Regions from separate parts of the Mus musculus genome. Here region 1 is linked to region 2. A link is a loop called in an ENCODE intact Hi-C map of the cell type or tissue named here. Cell type or tissue: heart. All regions are shown on one strand. Links, peaks and the distances in the headings refer to the core of each region. The heading gives the core; the rest is flanking DNA.

Evidence for each region. A loop is a pair of places that touch in the nucleus more often than their neighbours do. Peaks named below come from ENCODE experiments on the same cell type or tissue, not always from the same donor. Only the 100,000 strongest peaks of a DNase experiment are listed, where the experiment ranks them.
Region 1: it touches region 2 in a loop (2.2-fold over the local background); 1 of 42 quality-filtered maps calls a loop at or near these places.

Annotation. Positions count from the first base shown.
Region 1 is chr5:121,839,138-121,843,520 of GRCm38, reverse strand. It overlaps Gm32422 (a long non-coding RNA gene), which reads right to left. Exons shown (of 2, transcript XR_387683.2): 2 at 4,261-4,383. Among named protein-coding and RNA genes, the nearest start is that of Gm32422, 3.2 kb to the right of the region's middle. In heart, for the core only: a CTCF peak has its summit at 2,119 (motif pointing right); DNase peaks (open chromatin) are centred at 680 and 1,380; H3K4me3 peaks cover 1,393 bases; H3K27ac peaks cover 1,128 bases; H3K27me3 peaks cover 164 bases.
Region 2 is chr5:121,658,734-121,663,116 of GRCm38, reverse strand. It overlaps Acad10 (acyl-Coenzyme A dehydrogenase family, member 10), which reads left to right and starts at 2,607. Exons shown (of 21, transcript NM_028037.4): 1 at 2,607-2,824. Brap (BRCA1 associated protein) reads right to left here and starts at 2,554. Exons shown (of 12, transcript NM_028227.3): 1 at 2,269-2,554; 2 at 956-1,117. The coding sequence starts at 2,350. In heart, for the core only: no CTCF peak of the experiment used is centred there; a DNase peak (open chromatin) is centred at 2,576; H3K4me3 peaks cover 2,208 bases; H3K27ac peaks cover 1,357 bases.

The DNA.
Region 1 (4,383 bases), core at 162-4,161, 180 kb before region 2:
CAATGGGAGAATGAGATGAGTTCCTTAGCCAGGGCATGGCTGCTTGGCAAGTACTTGATGAGTCTGAGGTAATAGGGAGCTCTGGCTGGCACATAGATAGCCACCTGCCTCTGCCTCCTGAGTGCATTGATGTAAGCCTCCATGCCCAGCTTGGAGTTCTTTCTTATCCTGGCTTTACGATGAGGAAATGAAAGCTAGAAGATACTAAGTCGCTGGGGGCGTGGCTCAGAGGCCGACTGGGTTGCCAAGCCGGTGCGCCAAGCCCTGGGATCCCGTCCCCAATATCTTCCTCCTCCCCTCAGTCTTCCCTCCAAAGAAAGGGGGGTGAATGGGGAACCAGATAAATGATTGATTGTTTGTTTGTTTGTTTGTTTGTTTGTTTGGAAGAGCGCCTTCTGAGGGAGAGAACCCTCTTGAAACCCAGGTTTTCCACCTTTGGTGGCGCTGAAGCCGGAGGGGACCGGGTCTCTCAGGGCGGCAGGTTGCAGTTGCGCTGCCGCCCATGACCAGCAGAGGGCGCGCGAGCCTCGTGCCCGCTGCAGTCGTCAGGCACCCGCCCAGGAAGCGCGCGTGGATCCGGGAGAGGACCGGAGTCTCCGAGCTGCGGAGCAATTAGGGTCCTTTAATTACCGGGATTGGAAGTGGACGAGCCTCGAGGGGCCTCGGGGCACTGAGTCACTTCCCCAGAAACCAGATTCCCAGGGCCGGCGGAAGAGAGGGCGGCTGCACTTCCCTGCGCCGGGTGCTGCCCAGGACTGGGCTGAAGCCAAGACCAGGACCCACGGGGGTGGGGCATGGGCAGTGGGTGCAGGTTCCTGTTGGCCAGTCCACCGCTTTGCGGTCTTGGCGAGGGTTCCTGCGTCTCTGTGCCTCAGTTTCTTCCTCCATCAAGTGGAATAGAGCAGCCCCCTTCCCCTGCATACTGTTGGCCAAGCAAGTTGTGAGCCCGTGGAAAACCCTCCAAATTGTTTCTGCAGGACCCACGCGAGGTGGCCCACACATATAAACCCAGCACTCAGGCAGAAGGCTTCAAGTTCACAGCCATCCTGCGCTACTTAGTGAGTTCCAGGACAGCCTAGGTCAGCCTCAAAGCCAACACAAACACTTAATAATCATTAATTATTCTCCTATCGCTGTCCTTTATTTCCAGCGCTGGGTACAGTAGATGAGAGAGCCCCCGGGCAGAGTGACTGCTTCAGGCCCTCTGTATCTCTGTGACCTTGGCTCTGGGCCTGTTTCTTCATAAATGTAGGGCAAATAAACAAACAGCCCCTTCCTTCACAGCAGGCATGGCCTTGGCTGGGCGCACAGAGTCGCGGCATGACACCTGACTATACATGTACTGAGCAGGGACTTGTGGCAGACTTCACGTGGAAGGGCCACGGAGAGCACAGAAAAGGGAACCCTAGCCCCAGAGAGGAAGCAGCGGGGATAGATGAAGCCTGGCTCCTTAGCTCAGCAGATCAGATCCACAGGAGTCCTTCTTGGGAGTTCTGAGTACAGAAGCTCCAGCAGATGTGCGTAAGCTACGCCAAGGCCAAAGCTGCCCTCTGAGCCTCTTTCAGCCATTGCTGAATCCAAGTATGGGGAGCAGATTAGATAAACACCATAGAACCTTCTTAAGCTCTGTATTAGCTAGCAATTGCTGTGTAACAAACTGCCCCCTTCCCCGCACCCCCAACCCGGGGTCAGTCGTTTCATAGGCAACAGTCTCCTTCACTGTCACAAGGTCTTGGAAATTCAGATAAAGTTTTCCTGAATTGCGACTCAAGGTCATGAAGTAGGGTGGAGTCTCAAACGGAATCCAGGCTTGGCCGCTGGATGTTTCCTGTAACGCTAGCAGTTGGGGAGGCTGAGGCAGGAGGATCAGGAGTTTCCTTCCGGTCAGGGTCATGGCACCTGTGTGGAGGTCAGGGGACAACATATAAGAGTCGATTGTCCCTCCCCTTATGTGGGTCCCAGAGATGGAACTCAGGTCACCAGACTTGACACCAAGCACCCTCACCTGCTGAGTCATCTTACCAACCCAAAATAAAACAGAGAAATCTTATTTTTAAAGATTTTAATGTCATGGGTCTGAGTATTTGCATGTGTGTACCTGCAGAGGCCAGAAGAGGGCGTTGGATCACCTGGAAATGTAGTTACAGGTTGTAAGCAGCCATGTGGGTACTGGGAACCTAACCCAGGTCCTCTGCAAGAGCAGCCAGCACTCTTAACTACTGAGCCATCTCTCCATCCCCATAAAGATCTTCTTAATATTTTAAATTTATTTTTTTGAAAATTTCATACATATGTAATTTCTATTTTTTTCTCTTCATAAATACTTCTGTTTGAGACAGGTTTCTCTGTGTAGCTCTGGCTGTCCTGGAACTCACTTTGTAGACCAGGCTGGCCTCAAACTCAGAGATCTGCCCGCTTCTGCCTCCTGAGTGCTGGGATTAAAGGCATGTGCCACCACCACTACCAGGCCATAAATGCTAATTTTTAAAAAGGAGCTGGAAATCCAGCATGTGGCACATGCCTGTCATCCTAATATTTGGGGTGCTGAAGCAAGAGGGTTACCATGGGCTTGAGGACAACATGGGCCACACAACAAGACCCTTTGAAAACAAAAATCAAAAGTGGGGGCTATTGGGTCTGTCTTTGGTGGGAACTCTTAAGGTCTGGCTAACCCCTCCCAAGATGGCGTCCTTCCACATCTGCTCAGGCCTGGTGGCCTGTGGCCTCTTCATGAAGCAGTGGGAATGTCCATGCTGAAGAAGTCCTCCTGTGTCTGCCTGCCCACTGCTGGAATATTATAAGTGTGCCAGCATACCAGCTGTATATTTAATTTATTTTTCAGCACAAAGCCTCAACTATGTACTTCTGGCTGGCCTGGGACTCAGGGTGATCCTCCTGCCTCTGCCTCCAGAGTGCTGTCTTTACGCTTGTGAGCCATGGTGGCAGCTTGAGTTGCATGTTTTAATTAACATTAAGATTATACGTACAGGGTGGGTCTGGAGGCTCACACCTGTCAATGCTTAGCACCGGAAAGGCAGAGGCTGGAGAATCTCAAGTCGGAGGCCACCTGGGCAACAGAGCAAAGTTCTTGTCTCAAAAGCCCAGTAACAAAGCCAACTCTAATAGCACGAGCTGTTACCTTGGCTACTCAGAAGGCAGCGGCAGGAGGATGCTGAGTTGAATGCCTTCCTTGACCAAGTCTCAGGCTAGCTGGGCAAACCAATGAGACCATGCCTCAAAATAAAAAGTAAAGAGAGTTTTTTTTTTGTTTTTTTTTTTTTTTTTTTTTTTTTTTTTTGTTAAAAGTCCTGGGTTTAGCCGGGCATGGTGGCACACGCCTTTAATCCCAGCACTCTGGAGGCAGAGGCAGGCAGATTTCTGAGTTTGAGGCCAGCCTGGCCTACAAAGTGAGTTCCAGGACAGCCAGGTCTATACAGAGAAACCCTGTCTCGAAAAACAAAAACAAACAAATAAAAAAAGCTCTGGGTTTGTGACCAATGGTATACTTCAGGTAGTAGGTTCTCATGTCTTTTTTTTTTTTTTTTTTTTTTTGGTTTTACAAGACAGGGTTTGCCTGTGTAGCCTTGGCTGTCCTGGAACTCACTCTGCAGACCAGGCTGGCCTCGAATTCAGAGATCTACCTGCCTCTGCCTCCTGAGGGCTGGGATTAAAGGTGTGAACCACCAAGCCCAGCTTTTTGCGCCACCACGCCCGGCTTATCTTTTCTTTTTTCTTAAGGCAGGATTTTACTCTGAGATCCTGGCTAGCCTCTATGTAGACCAGGCTGGCCCCAAATTTAGAGTGATTCACCTGCCTCTGCCTCTTGAATGCTGGGAGTAAAGACATTGGACACACACACACACACACACACACATTTTTGAGACAGAGTATCTTACTGCAGTAACCAGTTGGATGGGTCTACTAGATTGGCTGACCCACAAGCCCCACTGGCCCTGCCTGGGTTTTACATGGGTGTTGGGCCTCGAAGTCAGGTCCTTAGGCCTGCACACCAAGCACTTTACCTATCCTGCCACGGCCCTGGTCATATCTGGTTAATGTTTGTTGCTTGGATCATTGACTTACTAATACTCTTGGCTCTGGTTAGCTTTCATTGGTACTGTTCAGTTGGTTTGATTTGAGACAGCGTCTCATGTAGCTCGGGCAGGTTTGCAACTCATTAGGTAGCCAAGGCTCACCTCCTGTCTCCGCTGCTAAGTGTCTCAGCCTCCAGTCGTCCAGTGCACCTGGCTGATATTTTGACCCTGACCTTGTTGATTTATAGAACCTGCTAGATTAGGCTTGGTTGTACTTCTGACCTGGCCACCTGGGTCCTTGCAGGTGGACCTGGGGTGCCGCTGCCCTCAGCAGGAAGGAAGGGCGGGT
Region 2 (4,383 bases), core at 163-4,162:
GCAGGAAAGCTGCAGATGTAAGAGACCCTGTCACAAAACCCAACAAACCATACTGTTGAACTGTTCGGTTTGGGAGTCTCTCAAGAACATGTACAGCTCTCTTTGCGTAAAAACATCTCCTCATACCCTTGTAAAAAAATCTCTTAACAATGGGGGTGTGGGTGTGGGTGGGAGGGCAATATTTGGAATGTAAATAAATAAAATTTAATAATAATAATAAATCCCTTAACACTCTCAAAACCCAACAGAAGCTCCTCCCACATCCAGCAGCACCCCAACACAAGCAGGCAACATTCACCACTGGCTCCTCGGTGACAAGTCAGGGCTCTCTGAAAACTGAACCTTCCAGTTGTGACCACACCTATGCTATAGATGCAGAAAGCATCCACTTCCTCAGCTGTGTAGGCCGGTAGGGCAGGGACGGGGCAGCAGGCTTCCCCGGGAACTGCTCCACTGGAGCAGAGTTAGTAGTTATAAGCATTCCCACCAGAGGGAAGAGCCCACTTTGTGACAACCAATCTAGTTTCTCCTGTATTACTCTCTTAAAACAGGGTCTTGGGGTATGTTTCCAAACTCCAGGGTTTACATAACCCTTTCAAAAAAGACAATGAAATATGCTTCACAAATCACATAAAGAACACAAGTGCTGGGGGGAAAAAGCATGCTGGAACTATACCTCAGTTGGGAGAGCGCTAGCCTTACATGTATGAAGCCCTGGGTCTGTGCCCAGCAGGATGCAAACTGGACATACGGATGCATACACATGATCCCACCACTCAGGAGGTGAACGTAGCAAGATTACTTCAAGGCCATACTCATTAACAAATGTACCCAGCCTCAGCTGCTCATCAACCGCAAAAAACACCAAACCAAACCAAACAAACAAAAACCAAAAAACAAAAACCAGCCAGGGGCTCAGAGTACTTGAGCGCGGCCAGGCTTCCTGTGGGCATACCTGCTCTGGCCTTCATGGTCTCAATAATCACATCCGTCATTTCCCGACGGCCAAGGTGCTGGTGGATGATGGCTGCTTTCTCCCCGGCTGACTTCCCTTCTAGACAGGCGACAGCGGAAGCCAATGTCTTCTTTTTGATCTCCTCATCAGACATCTCTCCAGCTGGAGAACACATGAAAGATTAATACCTAATGACAGAACAAATTCCTCTCACTTCTTGGCACATCAATCAATAGCTTTCCTGCTCCTCTATGGCGTGTCCCCCTGGATGAGGCTCTTTTCCAGTGTCTGCCTCTGTCCCTCTACTTATTAATGAATAAGCAGCATTTCAGAAACCCGGAGATGTGACCGAAATTCCTTAACATCAGTTCTGAGGCAGGCACCAGGCCTGTCCAGTACGGCACTCAACCCACACAACCAAGCACACAGTAGGAGTTCTCAGCACCCGATCCACACATCTAAGCACACAGTAGGTACTCTCCCCCTAGGCTTTACTGCATAAATGTCTCCAGGACTGGGCCAGGATGAAGTTACCTGTTTGTGCCTAGTGCCAACTTAACTGACTTTCAGATCTAGGGGTCACTTTGAGCTCTGGAATTTCGCTTGTAACCTTGAAATAAATCAAGTCACTGGAGTCTCAAAGACCAAGAAAGACCACAACACACTCTTCTACTGCAGCTCCAAAGAATGGACCCACAGAGTGTCCAGGATGCCATCCTTCCGAGAACGAGCGCCAGCCCAGCTCTCCAAACTAAGTGTCCGTTTCTCTTTTCCATCAACTTGGGACATTTAGTCCGTATGGCACATATCAGACCAAGTCTGATTCAGGGCATGACAAAACTCTTGACAGATACCAAGCAATCGCCCTCCCACACACACCTTTTTCTCGTCGGTCTTTTGAGACAGGTTTCCGCCCCCCCCCCCCAACCCTGCCTGGCTTCTGGTTGCCTGTCCTCCTGCCTTCACTTCAGGATCCTCAATGCTATCAGGTAAGGTTGTGACGATCACGGGAAGAGCCGAAGCTGCATGACCCACTAAGGAAGTCTGTGGCCGGTGGTGAAGACGTCAGCCTCTCGGTCCCCGGCTGGGCTAAAACTCGCGTTTCCAGCCACTCACACCTAACTTTGGGCAAATCCTTTCCCCACCGGTCTGTCTGACTGCCAGCTTGGGAAAGGCGCACAGCATCGCCCCCGCGCCCTGGGCCGCGCTTTCTCGCAGCGAGGGCGACGTCGAGCAGAGGCGCCCGGCAAGTCCGGGGGCCGGTGGAGCGAGGGCTGCCGACCCTCCGGCCCGGCGCGAGGCCGCCGACTCACCGGCGGCGCTGAAGCCGAAGTCGGTGGGGACCGGCGAGTGACCCGCGAGCTCCAGTCGGATGACCACCAGTGACACACTCATAGGACAGGCGCTGCTCGGCGTGGGCCCCGGTGGGCTGACGGAAGGCTGCGGCCCGAGCCCAGAGGCCGAGCGGCCCGCGGTCGGCAGCGCCGCCACCGCCTCAGAAGCCGCGGCCGCCGCCTCAGCAGCGGCAGCCCCCGTCGCGCGCAGCCTGCCGAGCCACAACAACCTCCGCTTCCGCCTGTCGGCCGCCGTCTCTGACCCGCCGGGTCGCGCACGCGCACGCGGAAAGGGGCGAGGCCCCGGGCGCGCATGCGCTTTCGACAGCTGCTTCTGCCCCCTTGGCTGACCGTCTGGACAGGGTCCGAGGAGCGTGCGCAGAGCACGCAAAGACGCCTGGCTCCTATTTTGCGTTTGACCCCTCTCTACGTTTGTCCTCCTTAGTTTTCCCGCAGGGCTCACCGAGAGTCTATGGGTCCGCAGAGACTCTGAGGCTTCCTGGGTCTTCGACCTCAGGGTTGTAACTTTCTGCAGGTATGGCGAGGGGCTGGCTAGGAGCGCAATGACTTCACAGATAATCCACTGAGAGCCGGGCACTGCGGGGCTGCGTGGGATGATTATTTTTGCGGACACAGAAAACAGCCCCAGACAGGACAAGCTTCAGCACTCGTGCGATCCTGAGCTAGTTATTGCATAACCACTCGGTTGTGTGATACAAAACGCTGTGTAAGAGACAGGGATACGCTGGGAAGCCTATAGGTCATGGTTAAATTTGGTTTTGTGGTTTGGATGTGTTTGGTTTTGTTTTATTTTTTGTTTGTTTTTGTTGTTTTCTTCTCCAAGTCAGAGTTGCTCCAAGTACGCCTAGCTGTCCTAGAACTCACTCTGTAGACCAGGCTGTCCTCGAACTCAGAGATCTGCCTGCCTAAGCCTCTGGAGTTGTGGGATACAGCCCTGCCCTACCACCGTCTGGCCATTGTTTAGTTGTTTTGAGGTTTTGAGTTGTTCTGAGACAAGGTCTTGAGTAGCCCAAGATACTGAGAACCCTATATATTGGAGAAAAGATAATCTATGTTCTCTACGTATTGGAATCAGATGTCCTTGAACTTCTGACCCTCCTGCCTTTTCCACCTCATCAGTGCCAGGGTTACTTCCAGGCTTCTGCTGAAGGCTTTGTGCTTCACAAGATGGCAGGATAGAACTAACTCAAGATTGTCCTCTGTGCAGGTGCTATAGTGAGCACACACACTGAGGAATGCACTTAAGGGTTAGAATGCTTTAGGTATAGGCTCTGGGTTCAGTGTCTAAAATACACACACACATACACACGATATAATCGAAACAATGTTCAGGACACACACACACATAAGAGAAAGAAAGAAGGAAAGAAAGAAAGGAAGGAGAAAAGAAAGAAAGAAAGGGAGAAAGAAAGGAAGAAAGGCCAGGTAAGATTAGTGCATATATGGAGAAAAAATATGACATGTCAGGAAGGACAATATTGTGTACATGCTATAGTGTAAGAGGTCTGGGAGAGGCCATGGATACAAATGGTACCTGTAACAGGAACATACAATATATAGAGGTGTTTATACTATTTTCTATGTAATATGTCTTAAAGCCTTTTAATGCCAAGATTTCCCAACTTCTGCTCAACTTTCACTTTCTATAACCCTTTTGGGGTGCGTGTATGTGTGTCTGTGAACCATAGACCTCAGTGGTACTGTCACCTGGTGGTGACCACCAAAAAAAGCATAGATATCACCAAATCATACCCCTCATGGGGAAAAATGGGCATATATGAAAGTGGACAAGCCATCCACAGAGTGTAGATCATCTGACTGTGTCAGACACTAGTTTATGGTGCTGAGATTGACCTAGAGTCTTCATCGTGCTAAGAACAAGCCATTCTGCTGAGGCACACCCCCAAGTCACGTGTTAGGTAACCCTAAATAGTGTGACACACACTAACTTGATAGCTCTACATTCTTTACCTTAGGCAATGGTTACCCCCCCCCCCCACCTTTGCAATAGGTACTGAAATTATCCCCATTTTACAGAGGAGGAAGCTGTGGCTCAGAGAGGGTAACATACAT